2 separate regions of the Homo sapiens genome follow, and region 2 is linked to region 1. The links are chromatin contacts, found by Hi-C or POLR2A ChIA-PET in ENCODE. All regions are on one chromosome and are shown on one strand. The core of a region is the stretch at or near the end of the contact, and the rest is flanking DNA. Distances in the headings are between cores, read along the strand shown. Region 1 has its middle 38 kb from the start of USP3. Region 2 overlaps HERC1 (HECT and RLD domain containing E3 ubiquitin protein ligase family member 1).

The links. A loop is a pair of places that touch in the nucleus more often than their neighbours do. ChIA-PET counts read pairs that join two places held with the same protein, here RNA polymerase II (POLR2A). Pooled maps may share reads with other maps.
Region 2: a pooled map shows a loop between it and region 1 (2.4-fold over the local background). The contact joins two enhancer-like sites. A Hi-C loop is called at or near these places in 3 of 37 single-sample maps with no recorded cell type and 7 of 50 pooled maps. POLR2A ChIA-PET finds 5 or more read pairs at or near these places in 2 of 52 experiments (PC-9 and T-cell).

What each region holds. Positions count from the first base shown.
Region 1 is chr15:63,463,511-63,469,532 of GRCh38, reverse strand. No RefSeq gene overlaps it. Among named protein-coding and RNA genes, the nearest start is that of USP3, 38 kb to the left of the region's middle. Within about 2 kb of position 2,537, at least 3 of the 41 ENCODE cell types and tissues checked have a DNase peak (open chromatin) inside an H3K27ac peak, as active enhancers do.
Region 2 is chr15:63,710,254-63,716,275 of GRCh38, reverse strand. It overlaps HERC1 (HECT and RLD domain containing E3 ubiquitin protein ligase family member 1), which reads left to right. Exons shown (of 78, transcript NM_003922.4): 23 at 2,611-2,923; 24 at 3,381-3,501. Among named protein-coding and RNA genes, the nearest start is that of USP3-AS1, 110 kb to the right of the region's middle. RefSeq lists enhancers at 1,023-1,522, 1,523-2,024. Within about 2 kb of position 3,240, at least 3 of the 41 ENCODE cell types and tissues checked have a DNase peak (open chromatin) inside an H3K27ac peak, as active enhancers do.

The DNA of each region.
Region 1 (6,022 bases), core at 1,288-3,787:
GCAGAACTATCCCAGAGGTAATGCTCTGTTCATCTCAGTGTGTCATATCAGGAGGTATGTGATGTCAATTTGTTCCATTTCCCGTGATGTTAATGTGGGTCACGTGGCTGATTTGTTGCTATGTCTGAGTCCTCCCCCTGGCCCATGAAATCCTTCTCAAGGTCAAAGAGAGACTCGGCCTGATTCATCCTGGCATCATGGTACCTGAGTACTTAGAATGTTGGAAGGTGAGGAATGAACACTTACAGAGCCCCTCCCACGTGCCCAGCTCTGTGGTTGCTTCTCATTTAAGACTCACAGCGACCCCATAATTTATCCTCATTTTACAGGTGTGCTCAGTGAAGATGAATAATTTGCCTAAGAACACTTGACTGGTAAGTAGCAGATCCAGACTCAAATCCAGATCTGTCTGCCACTTCCCATAACACTAATTCCCTGGAACTAATACACCTAGTCAACATCATGCAATGCTTTGAATGAATATTTTTTTTTAATGAAACAGAAAAATCTAACACCAAGATGACCAAGAAACTTAACACCTTTCTATATCAGCAAGGATTCATTTTTTCCTTCCTTTTTATTCATTTATCCCTTCAACAAATATTTATGGTGGGCTTACTATGCACCAGATGGTGTTATAGATAACAGGGCTATAATAGTGAATAAACAGCTTACATTCTAAATACTAGAAAACCCAGCTAAGGTCATTTCAACAAGAAAAAGGCTAGCATTAGAGTAGCTTCAAGGTTGGTTAATTTAGTGACTCAAAGGTGTCATGGCTAAGGTTTGGGTTCTCTGAGACTCTTTTAGTCTTCTCCTTTGGTCAACAAGGTGTTTGCTTTAGTTTTAAGCAAGACATCCTCAAAGGAAACACAGGGGATGTTCCTGTCATTGTCCCTTTATATGAGCAAAGAAAGTCTTGCTAGAATCCTCCAGGCTGACTTCCCTTCCACCTCATTGCCAGAACTATATCATCAGCCCATGCCTAAATCCATACTTGGCAAGAGGATTGAGCCACTATGCCTGGCTTAGGCACTCTGGACTCACACCCCTACCCCACTCCAGACTACCTCTGAGCTCAACCTTCCCCAAAGCATTTGGTCATCAGAAGAGTAGGCAAGTGAACAAAATTGCAACTTTTTTTTTTTTGAGACGGAGTCTCACTCTGTCGCCCAGGCTGGAGTGCAGCGGCGTGATCTCGGCTCACTGCAAGCTCCGCCTCCCGGGTTCATGCCATTCTCCTGCCTCAGCTTCCTGAGTAGTTGGGACTACAGGTGCCCGCCACCACGCCCAGCTAATTTTTTGTATTTTTAGTAGAGATGGGGTTTCATCGTGTTAGCCAGGATGGTCTCAATCTCCTGACCTGGTGATCCTCCCGCCTCAGCCTCCCAAAGTGCAGGGATTACAGGTGTGAGCCACCGTGCAACTTTCTTTTAAGAAGGAAATAGGGGAAAGGTTGTTAAATAGGCTACTGACAAAATTTTTCAAATCTCCCCTCTCCTAGTTTACCAAATATTTAGACTCTGTGGCTTCTTAGAAACTCTTGTTTATACAAATAAAATTTGCCTCACTGCTATTCCTTGTATTAATTTCTGCTTCTTTTTACTTACCGTTAAGTCACATAATGTCTTTCTTTATATATTCCTATATCTTGTCCCATTCCAAAATAAGGTCGCTTTTCCATGAGTATACAGAATCTTAGCCAGGGGAGGTTTAAAAAATATCTAATAACTAGTACTAAGATGTTCATTGACCACTGCTTCATGTGGGATCCTGGAGGCTGCTGGGCCAGGCATTTACTATTTAGTTGCTAGATCAGGGGGAGTTCAGGAGGATCCCAGTAGAGGGGCAAGGGAGGCTTGGAGGACACTCTGGCTCTACTATTTACCAGTTGGTATGAAAATACTTATTTTAACAACTAGTATAACAGTCCCCACGTGACAGGCTGGACGTCGGTGCTAATCTGCATGACAGCCATTTCCAGTGTGAGTATAATGACCACGGCACAATTTTCCCCACGGTCGGGCATCTGGGCTGCCTCTGGTTTTAACTGCAGTATCAAGCTCAGTTCTACACAACTCTATATGTGCTTTTGTTTCATTTTTATATTTTATAAACTTATTTATAAATATGTATTTCATATTTTGTTTCCTTGGAACATATTTCCCAAAGTGGTATTCCAAGGTCAAAGGGTTTGATCAATTTTATAATTTGACATGGTGATTTTTAAAAGCATTTAACCATGGGTTCAGAAACATCCTTGCCCATTTTTTCACAGACTCCTGTTGCTGGAGAGCTGGCAGGCAGTACGGTATGGTGGAAGGAGGGTGGGTGCTGGGTAAGGAGAGCGGGGCTCGGGTCTGGGCAGTGTTTCTCTACTAGGAGTGGGGGACTTGGCAGTGTCTTAGCCTCTGTGAAGCTTGGTTTCCCCAGCTGTGAAATGTGAAACGTGGGAGGTGCCATCTCTCCCAGCATCAGGCACAGCAGGCATCAGTTGCCTACATCTGTTCCTGATCTTGGCCTGAGGCCCTGGCCATCCTTGTCACACCCTCACCCTGGCCCACCTTTGTGGAGGGTAGGCTGAGTAACTTGACTTGAACAATTAACTGTCAAAGTGTCAAGGAAGGTGTGGGTTCTGCACCATAAGGAGGTGTGTAGACTGCCATCTTCTGGTGCAAAATGTTAGTGTCCAGATGATTTAGGGATCAAGCTACTCTCCCTTGTGTCCCCATGAAGATCTGTCCCCCCCGGGGGAAGCTGCAAGAGAAGGGGCGGGGGGGTTCTCCCAACACAGGCTGGCCCTAGAGTCTGGTACTTTAAGGTGATGTCCTCCTTCTGCCAGTGACACTGAGAGAGAGGAAGATGCTGGGTTTTGAAAGCCTGCTTGTAAATGAAGGTGCTTTTTGAGACTGTGGAGGTGATGGCAAGAAGGATCTTTGTGAAAACAGGAGGTCTATATCAGCAATTTACTAAACCGGTTCAGAGAGGCTGACAGCAGTGGTCAATCAGTCCACAAATATTTACAGAGCGCCTACCATGTGGCAGACACATGCTCTGGCAAACGCTGTTGAAAGAGACAGGCAGGGTTCCTGCTCTCATTGTCTAGTGGGAAACATTGGTGATAAGGTTAATTCTTTTTCAACTGATATGCTTTCTTTTATTTAGTTGGAGATAAACAGAAAATTAAAAGTAATTTAAACCATACTATTTTGCCTCTCAAACACTACAGCCAATTTTATTTCAATACCTTCCAGCCCTTTCAGATGCGTATGCACACTTTTAGCAGAGCTATAATCATAATGCCTATGTGATCCTGAAGTTTGTTGTATTTGACTGATAATAAACATCTCTACACTGCTATCAATCTGCACAGTTATCCTTATTGCTGTATAAGAGGCAAATGTGTGGCTGTATCAAAATCTATATAGCAATTCCCTCAAGTTTAGTATTTTTTTTTTTTTGCTACAATAGATATTGTTGATGTTGACTTCTTTATGGAGGCTTTTTTTTTTTTTTGAGATGGAGTCTCGCTCTGTCGCCCAGGCTGGAGTACGTTGGTGTGATCTCGGCTCACGGCAACCTCCAACTCCCGTGTTCAAGCTATTCTCCTGCATCAGCCTCCTGAGTAGCTGGGACTACAGGAGCCCGCCATCACCCCTGGCTAATTTTTGTATTTTTAGTAGAGACGGGGTTTCACCATGTTGGCCAGGCTGGTCTCGAACTCCTGACCTCAGGTGATCTTCCTGCTTTGGCTTCACAAAGTGCTGGGATTACAGGCGTGAGCCACTGTGCTGGCCTCTTTATGCAGATTTTTATTGCATTACTTCTGAATAATCATGGATATAGTTCTTCCTATGTGTTTCCATATTAGTTCCCAAAGGAACTATTACTAATTTCGAATGCCACCAATATTGTATCAGTAAATCAATTTTGCTGCAACATCAGGTACATTGAATATTGTTGCTTCAAGGCATTTTTGAAAAGATTTTTAAATAGAGTCCCAAATTTGCTTTCTGCAGCATATCTTTGGATGCCAGTAGGCAGGTTTTTTTTTTTGCACATGTGCTATTTATAATTGCTCTTGTGTAAATGTCTGTTTATATTGTGGTTAAAAATTTGAATGAGTCCCTTGTTTGATGGCTTTTCTTAAAAGAGAGAAAAGCAATAGAAGATTGCATTACTGTAGCCCAGAGGGTCAGAATGGCACATAGGGTGTTACTCATTGGGTTAATAACTGTCTGGAATCTTCCCAAGAAAGCTCAGCTGTTCCAGGATCTAGAGTGCAAGTCTCTTCTGCTGCCCAGAACTGCTAAGCAAGAAAAGTGATTCTATAACACCCTTGGTGTGCTTGATTCAATCATGGAAATGACATTATTTCTCACTGTTTATGAAAAAGAGTTGGACACCAGTCTAGGTTACAATAATGCAAATGAAAGGTATGCGATTGGAGCGTTGTTTCCTAGTGACTTGGAAAAATGCATGGCATCCTTGAGTGTCTCAGTTGGAGAAGGCCTCTTCAGATATGGCCCAAACCAGAGAAGTGAAGTGACTTGCAGAAGCTCACACAGCAAGCCAGAGAAGGACTAAACCCCTAGCTGGCATCTATTTTAAATGAACCTGTGATTCTCTCCTTCCGGGCTTCCTCTCCTCTCCATTCCTTCTTCTTCCACCCATGGCCTGCCTCCTCCCAGCCTGCATAATTACCAAAGCATGCTCTGGGAGTGCCTTCTGCCTTGGGAGTAGGTTTCCTTTTCCTACATACCCTCCAACAAGACCCCTGGGCCTTTCTCTCTGGGAATTCAAAGTACTGTGCCACGCAGTGTTTTGTGCAGTAGCTAAAATATTTTGCCAGCACACAAGATCTTCTCCTCAAAGAGGACTGCGGATGTTAGAAGCTGCGCCTGTGTGAGGGTGGGAGATCTTGACTTTGTCAGGAAGCCTTTTGGTTTAAAATCTCGCTGGGCATGGTGGCTCACACCTGTAATCCCAGCACTTTCTGAGGCCAAGGCAGGTAGATCACCTGAGGTGAGGAGTTCGAGACCAGCCTAACCAGCATGGTGAAACCCTGTCTCTACTAAAATTACAAAATTAGCCAGGCATGGTGGCGCGTGCCTGTAATCCCAGCTACTTGGGAGGCTGAGGCAGGAGAATCACTTGAACCTGGGAGGGAGAGGTTGCAGTGAGCTGAGATCATGCCATTGCACTCCAGCCTGGGCAACAAGAGCTAAACTCCATCTAAAAAAACAAAAACAAAAAAACCCACCTCACTACTATTTTCTGGGAAGATTAGATGGAGAAAAGAACATTTGATTAACACTTACCATGTAGTAGGCACTACCTCCCTTAATTTCCTAAAAACACCTATGAAGTCAGAGATGTAGAAGTGGAGGTTCAGAGAGGTTAGGGAACTTGATCGGCTCCCACAGCTATGAACCATTTGCTAATCCACTGGTTCTGGAAAGGCTGATCAGAATCACCTGGGGCAGGGAGAGTTTCCAACTGGCGCTCACATATGTTTCCCAGTGAGAACAGCTGCACCCTATGGTGCTCAAGGTAGGAGTCGTGTGCCAGGACACCACCCCACAGACGTCCTGGTCTGGACAAGTGTCAACAAACTGATGAGGTATAGCAGGAGCTAGAAATCCATATAGAGGGTTTGTGATAAAGCCAAAGAAAAGAGCATCTGGAAAAGTTCCTTCGGGAAGAAAAAATAGAAGAATCCTAAAGACTGGGGCAAGGGGAGCATAACTCAAGGCCAGAAAAGGGAGAGGCTTTGTGGGTGGGAGGGTGCAAGGGGGCAGGGCCCAGGACAGGCTGACCTACTCCCAGGAAGGATGCTGGGGGTGGGAGGATGTGGCAGGGCTTGGGACAGGGAGGGGGCACCTGGGCAGAATCTCTGTCCACCACACTTGGAACAGGCAGGCAGCAGCTGTGCTAGGCAGAGCACTTGACCAGGAGATTTAAGACGCAGTTCTGGCTGTGTAGCCTCAGACAAGTCACATCAACTGTCTGTGACTTGGTT
Region 2 (6,022 bases), core at 1,991-4,490, 250 kb before region 1:
ATACAAACTGTGGCATGCTTTTTGATAGGGGAACTAACTTGAAAGAGAAAGGCAAAGTTTCTCCATAGTTTTTCTAAAAGGACTTTATATTCTGCTGGTGATCTCAATTTGTATTAGCTGACAGGGGCTCCTACAACTGTGCTAGTACTATTCTGATGCTTTTGGGTTACATATTCAGGGCTGAGAAGCTCTGGAAGCAGGAATGTCAGTACCTGCTTCACTGAGCCTCATCATGAAATGAAACTCATGAGTCATCAGATAGGGCCATTCAAAATATGTCCTCTGGGGCAACAAGTTGTCCACCAGCCTCGAAGACGTCTGAGCGGTGAGGAAGAGAGCCCCTTTCTATGCCTATTAGGAGAGCCATAATGTTTTCCACGTGTGGAACTTCTAAAATTATAAATTTCACCCACTGACTACACTGCTGTTTCGATAGGGAGCAAGAATTTACATGAGACTGCTATTGACTGGGTGCATAAAACTTTTCATACCTTTATATTCCAAGGCTCAGATAGTTTTTAAAGGTAGTTATTTATATGTTTAAAGAGAAGTATCAAGTTTTTAAAACATTTATTAGTATCTTTTGAGTGATTTGGCTATTTCCAGTTAAAGTGTGCATTCAGTCGGTACCCTAAAACATGATCAGCAATGCCTTTGGTTTTGAGATTGTCTGTATCTGTCAATTAACTTGGCCCTAACTTTATTATCAACTTATTTGTGTTCTGCATACTTCTAAAAATGATTTTTGAGGGGGCTTGAAACAAGACTAAACATAATTTAAACAAAAGGAAAAAGATCCAAATGGAGTAAAGGGAGTTGGAGATGGGGAAGGAAAATAATTGTATTTTAAAAACCTAGGCTGAGGGAACTTTTGCAGTTGAATATAAATTTAGTTTAGAAATTCCTGGAAGCAGACTGAAGGTGAAAATATAGTAAAGTATAACCCTCAATTACAATAAAAGAATGATAGTCATCTGGGAACTAACACTTTTTAAACTAGCTATGCTTTTAGAGCATCTATATATGCCAGGCACTGGTCAAGTTCTTTGCATAGATTAGCTCATTATCATAACTGTCTAAAGTTCTAGTACTACCTCATTCTAAAGATGAATGAACTAAGGTTTAAGGATGCAAAATTGTATGACTTAGGCTACAGTTAGTAGCAGCTAGAATTAGAAGCAGGTCTGCCCCAAACACCAATGACCATTCTCTTAACCACTTTAATTGATTTCTAGCTCTGGACTCTGAGAGGGTTTATTGCTTTGATTTTTGTAGAAATAAGGGACTTTTAATAGCATAACAAAAATATTGTCACAATTTTATAAAATATACAGATCAATTTTTAAAGTTTGTACTTCCATATTAACTGATGAATTTAGTATTTTACCAACTTTTTTGGCCTGGTTTCCCATTAAGAATACCGTCTTTGGGCCAGGTGCGGTGGCTCACGGCTGTAATCCCAGCACTTTGGGAGGCCGAGGCAGGCGGATCACGAGGTCAGGAGTTCGAGACCAGACTGGCCAACATGGTGAAACCCCATCTCTACTAAAGATACAAAAAATTAGCCGGTGTGGTGGCGCGCATCTGTAATACCAGCTACTCAGGAGGCTGAGGCAGGAGAATCGCTTGAACCTGGGGGTGGAGGTTGCAGTGAGCCGAGATCGTGCCACTGCACTCCAGCCCGGGCGACAGAGTGAGACTCCATCTCCAAAAAAAAAAAAAAAAAAAAACAGAAAAAGGAAAAAAAGAAGAATACTGTCTTCGCTCCAAATTTGTGCAAAAAATTTCTTTTCTAATGTGAAATATCTACCACTGCATCAGAACCTTGTTAACTCCACTGATGGAAAGGCTGGCATCAGATGGGTATTCCTGGTGATGCCATCTCACTCTGGAGGCAATCTTGCCCCATATATTAAAACTAAATTCTGTTTCAGCAAAGACCTTTAGTGACAGTGCTTATTTAATGTGTTTAAGATACAGCAAAGTGTAGATGGTAGGGATTATATGGACTTTGGAAGGGGAAAGGGAATTTTTTGTTGTAACTAATATAACTTAAATTTTGTCCGTTTTTTTTTTCTTTTGAAACCTCACATTTTTCACACCAAGCTTGTGAACGTTTCAGAAATAAGCAGTTATTTTTACCTAACCTTGTGCTTCACAGGCTTTTATGGGCTTCAAAATCAGCTGAAGGGCCTTTAAAACACAGATTGCTGGGTCCCCCACCTAGAGGTTCTGATTCAGAAGGTCTGGGGTGGGCCTGATAATTTGCATTTCTAACAAGTGCCCAGATGATGTGGGTACTGCTGGTCTGGGACCGTACGTTGAAAATAACTGATCCAATTCATTAATAACATTTGAATTGTGATTACATTAAAATTCTGTAAAGGCAGATTAGTATTTCCTAATGTAATTTTTATGAAAATATAGTATTTTAGTATATTTTAAATGTAATTTTAACTAAGTTAACTATGTTGTATATAATGTCTAAAAAATAATTTTTCCCTCTTTCAGTAAGTTTTTGGTCCAAACTTTTTGACTATTTTTATTGTTATTTTCTTTGCTCTTCTCTCCCCATGTGTTAAGACCTTGTTTTTGTGTTGCATGTTACAGAAATCTTTCAGTGTTTCCTCTCAGCCCGTGAAGTAGCTCGTAGCCGAGACCGAGATAGAATGAACAGTGGGGCAGGGTCTGGGGCTCGAGCTGATGATCCACCTCCTCAGTCTCAGCAAGAGCGAAGGGTCAGCACAGACCTTCCTGAGGGTCAGGATGTGTACACTGCTGCATGCAACTCCGTGATCCATCGGTGTGCCCTGTTAATATTAGGAGTAAGTCCTGTGATAGATGAGCTTCAGAAGCGAAGAGAAGAAGGACAGTTGCAGCAACCTTCAACAAGTGCCTCTGAAGGGGGTGGACTTATGACCAGGTGGGACTGACTAGACACTGAAAACATGACCTACTCACTTCCCTTTATTACTTTATGCACTGAAATGGTTTGTTTCCAAAGTTACAGTGTTCTGATGTTAACATAGACATGAAAGAAGAAATGCAAATTGACTAGGATGAACTTAAAGTAAAGTAAATACTGATACTGATTCAGCATGGGCTATAAATTTCTGATTAAATGAGGAGGCACAATTTTTCGTATATATAAACAACAGCAGTGAAAAAGCATGTGAAGTTACTTGCATTGCTCTGTAGTTTAGTGACATGCAAATTATTTTGAGAAGGTCTTTGTGCTCAGACAAGAGTCAGGATTTCCTGTCAACTGACATTACTCCTCCCTGTGTGTGTATATTATCTCTGTGCTCCAATTCCATTCAATTTTATGTTCACTAACAGTCCTAAATCAAAAAACTTTTTTTTTTGTACATGTGAGACAGGAGTGAAAGTCTTACTGCAGAGAGCCGGCTAGTCCACACAAGCCCAAATTATAGACTGATCAAATCGAGGAGTGAATCTGATTTGTCTCAGCCTGAATCAGATGAAGAGGGTTACGCACTGGTAGGTATACCCAGATTCAGTAAAGAAAGATTTTTGTTTTCAAGGTATATGATATGTAAGGCTTTGGTTAGAGTAAGTAATATGTTTGTTTTAGACATATAAAAATTTTTTCAAAAATAACTTTAAGAGAAATAACTATATTGCATATATGTTTACCACATATGTGTTAATGGTTTCAATCTCTTGTTCTGACTTCTTTTTAAACTCTAAATTCATATATCTGACTCTTTGATGGACATTCCACCCGAATGAGTTGGGTTACCCCAATCTTAACCTATCTACAAGTGAACTCGTCTCTCTCCAAACCTGTTTCTCTTTTATTCCCTATTTTAGTAGGTGGTACATTAACTATCCAAGCAAGAAACTTGGGATCATCCTTGACTCTTTTTTCTTATCTCCTGATCCCTTTATTCTCCACCCCTTCCCAATCCAGTTAAGTCTTAAAAATTTTACCGTTAGTGTGTCTCCAATGTCCTCTCCTCTCCCTTTCCTTCTGCCACTGCTCTGTTTTAAACTTTCTCTTTTGAGTGGACGTGTGCAGAAGCCTTCAAACTGGTTGCCTCACCTCTTGCCTTGTGCCCACCTTCCACATTTCACAAGACTAACATATCTAAAGTACAAATCTGTTTATACCTCCTCTACTCAAAATCTTTTAACAGCTCTGTTAACTATCAAAAAAGCCTCAGAACCTGGACTGCAGGCATTTAGGGTAAAGATAAATAAGATGCTAATTTATATAAAAAGGAGGTGAGGTAAAGGTATGCTACAGTGTCACTGGTAAAATATAAAGCGAAAACTATCTAGAAGATTGCTTCTACTTGAGGAACTTTGGACTTGGAGTTAATTGGTAGCTAGGTTTTCAATTTGGCTGTTCCTCTGCCTTGTGTGTGATTCTATATGTGCTATGACCTCCCTGGGCTTTAGTGTCTTACTGTGTGATACGAAGATGGTAGTGCCTGTTGTGTATATGGTGATGTGTCAGACTTGGCTTCTGGTCTCGATTCTACTGTTAAAGAGCGGTGGGATCTTGGTCATATCATGTGACAGCTCATAGAGAAATGCTAGCGTTTGAGATGGACTTATCTATAAGCTCCATGTGTAATTCTGAAATTCCTCTGTTGTATGAACTGAGAGAAGGGATAGGAAAATATTTTTGAAAAAGTATAAAGTGCTACATAAAGAATAAGTTATTGTTTTAAAAAAGCTTCCATAAAGGATTCCTCATCTAAGGAAAGTTGAACAGTGTCTTTACGTTTCATTGTATCATGACATTTTGTTTATACTTCCTCCTTTTCTCCTTCATCTGCATTAATATCTCTGTGCTTCCACTTCATACTCCCAGTCTTATAGTCTAGTGAGATTCCTGTGCTCATTTATTTCTCTGTCAGTTAATTTTTTAAATCTGATCAATCTGACTCATTATCTAGTCTCCTAACTCTGTGATAATTTCCCTTTTTTTTGAGACAGGATATTACCCTGTCACTCAGGCTGGAGTTCAGGCTGCTCAGTGCAGCCTCGAACTCCTGAGCTCAAGCAATCCTCCTGCCTCAGCCTCCCGAGTAGCTGAGATTACAGGCATGTGCCACCATTTCTGGCTAATTTTTTAAATTTTTATGTCTTGCTCTGTTGCCCAGGCTGATCTTAAACTCCTGGCCTCAAGTGATCCTCCTGCTTCAGCCTCCCAAAGTGTTGGGATTACAGGTGTGAGCCACTGCACCCAGCTCCCAACCCTGCAATAATTTTGAAACATAGATCATGTCGTTTCTCTGCTCAGAGTCCTGCAATGACTTCCCTTTTCTCAGACTAGAAGTCTAAGTCCTTACAGGGGTCTATAGGCTCTTCATGGTCTGGTCCCACTACCTCTCTGATCTCTTCTGTTACTCTCCTCAGTGATTCTCCTTCTGTCACACTGGACTCTTAGCTGTTGCGTGAATCTGCAACACAAGTTCCCTTTAGGGCCTTAACTGGCTGTTTCTTAGGACTGGAATGCTATTGCCTGCATGGCTAACTCCCTCTCTTTCTTCAAGTCTTCATTCTGATGTTACTTTTTCCATGAAGCCTGTGCTGACCACCCTATTTAAAATGTCAATTTTCCTTCTTTTCCAAATAGTCACTTCCTGTCCCCCTTGCCTTGCTTTGTTTTTTCTGGGGCACCGATCACTTACTGTATAATTTAGTTATTCATTGATCAGTTAGTCTTAGTCTACATTAGAATATAAGCTCTTTAAGGACAGGAATTTTTTGCTGTTTTATTCACTTCTGTATCCCAAGCACCTATAATAGCACGTGGTAGGTAGTCAGGAAATTATTTTTAAATTTATAAATAACTGTCTAATCTATTTTGGCAAAATTTCCACATGCATTTGGTTTTTTCCTTTCTTTAATTGAAGTGCCCTATTACCTGTTTCTGGAGTAGGTATTTTCAAACTGGTCCCCCTACTTTTTCCAGTTTTGCTCCTTAGACACTTCTTTCCAAATTAGAACTCTTGGAAACACACATAACAACAACAAAACACCTACC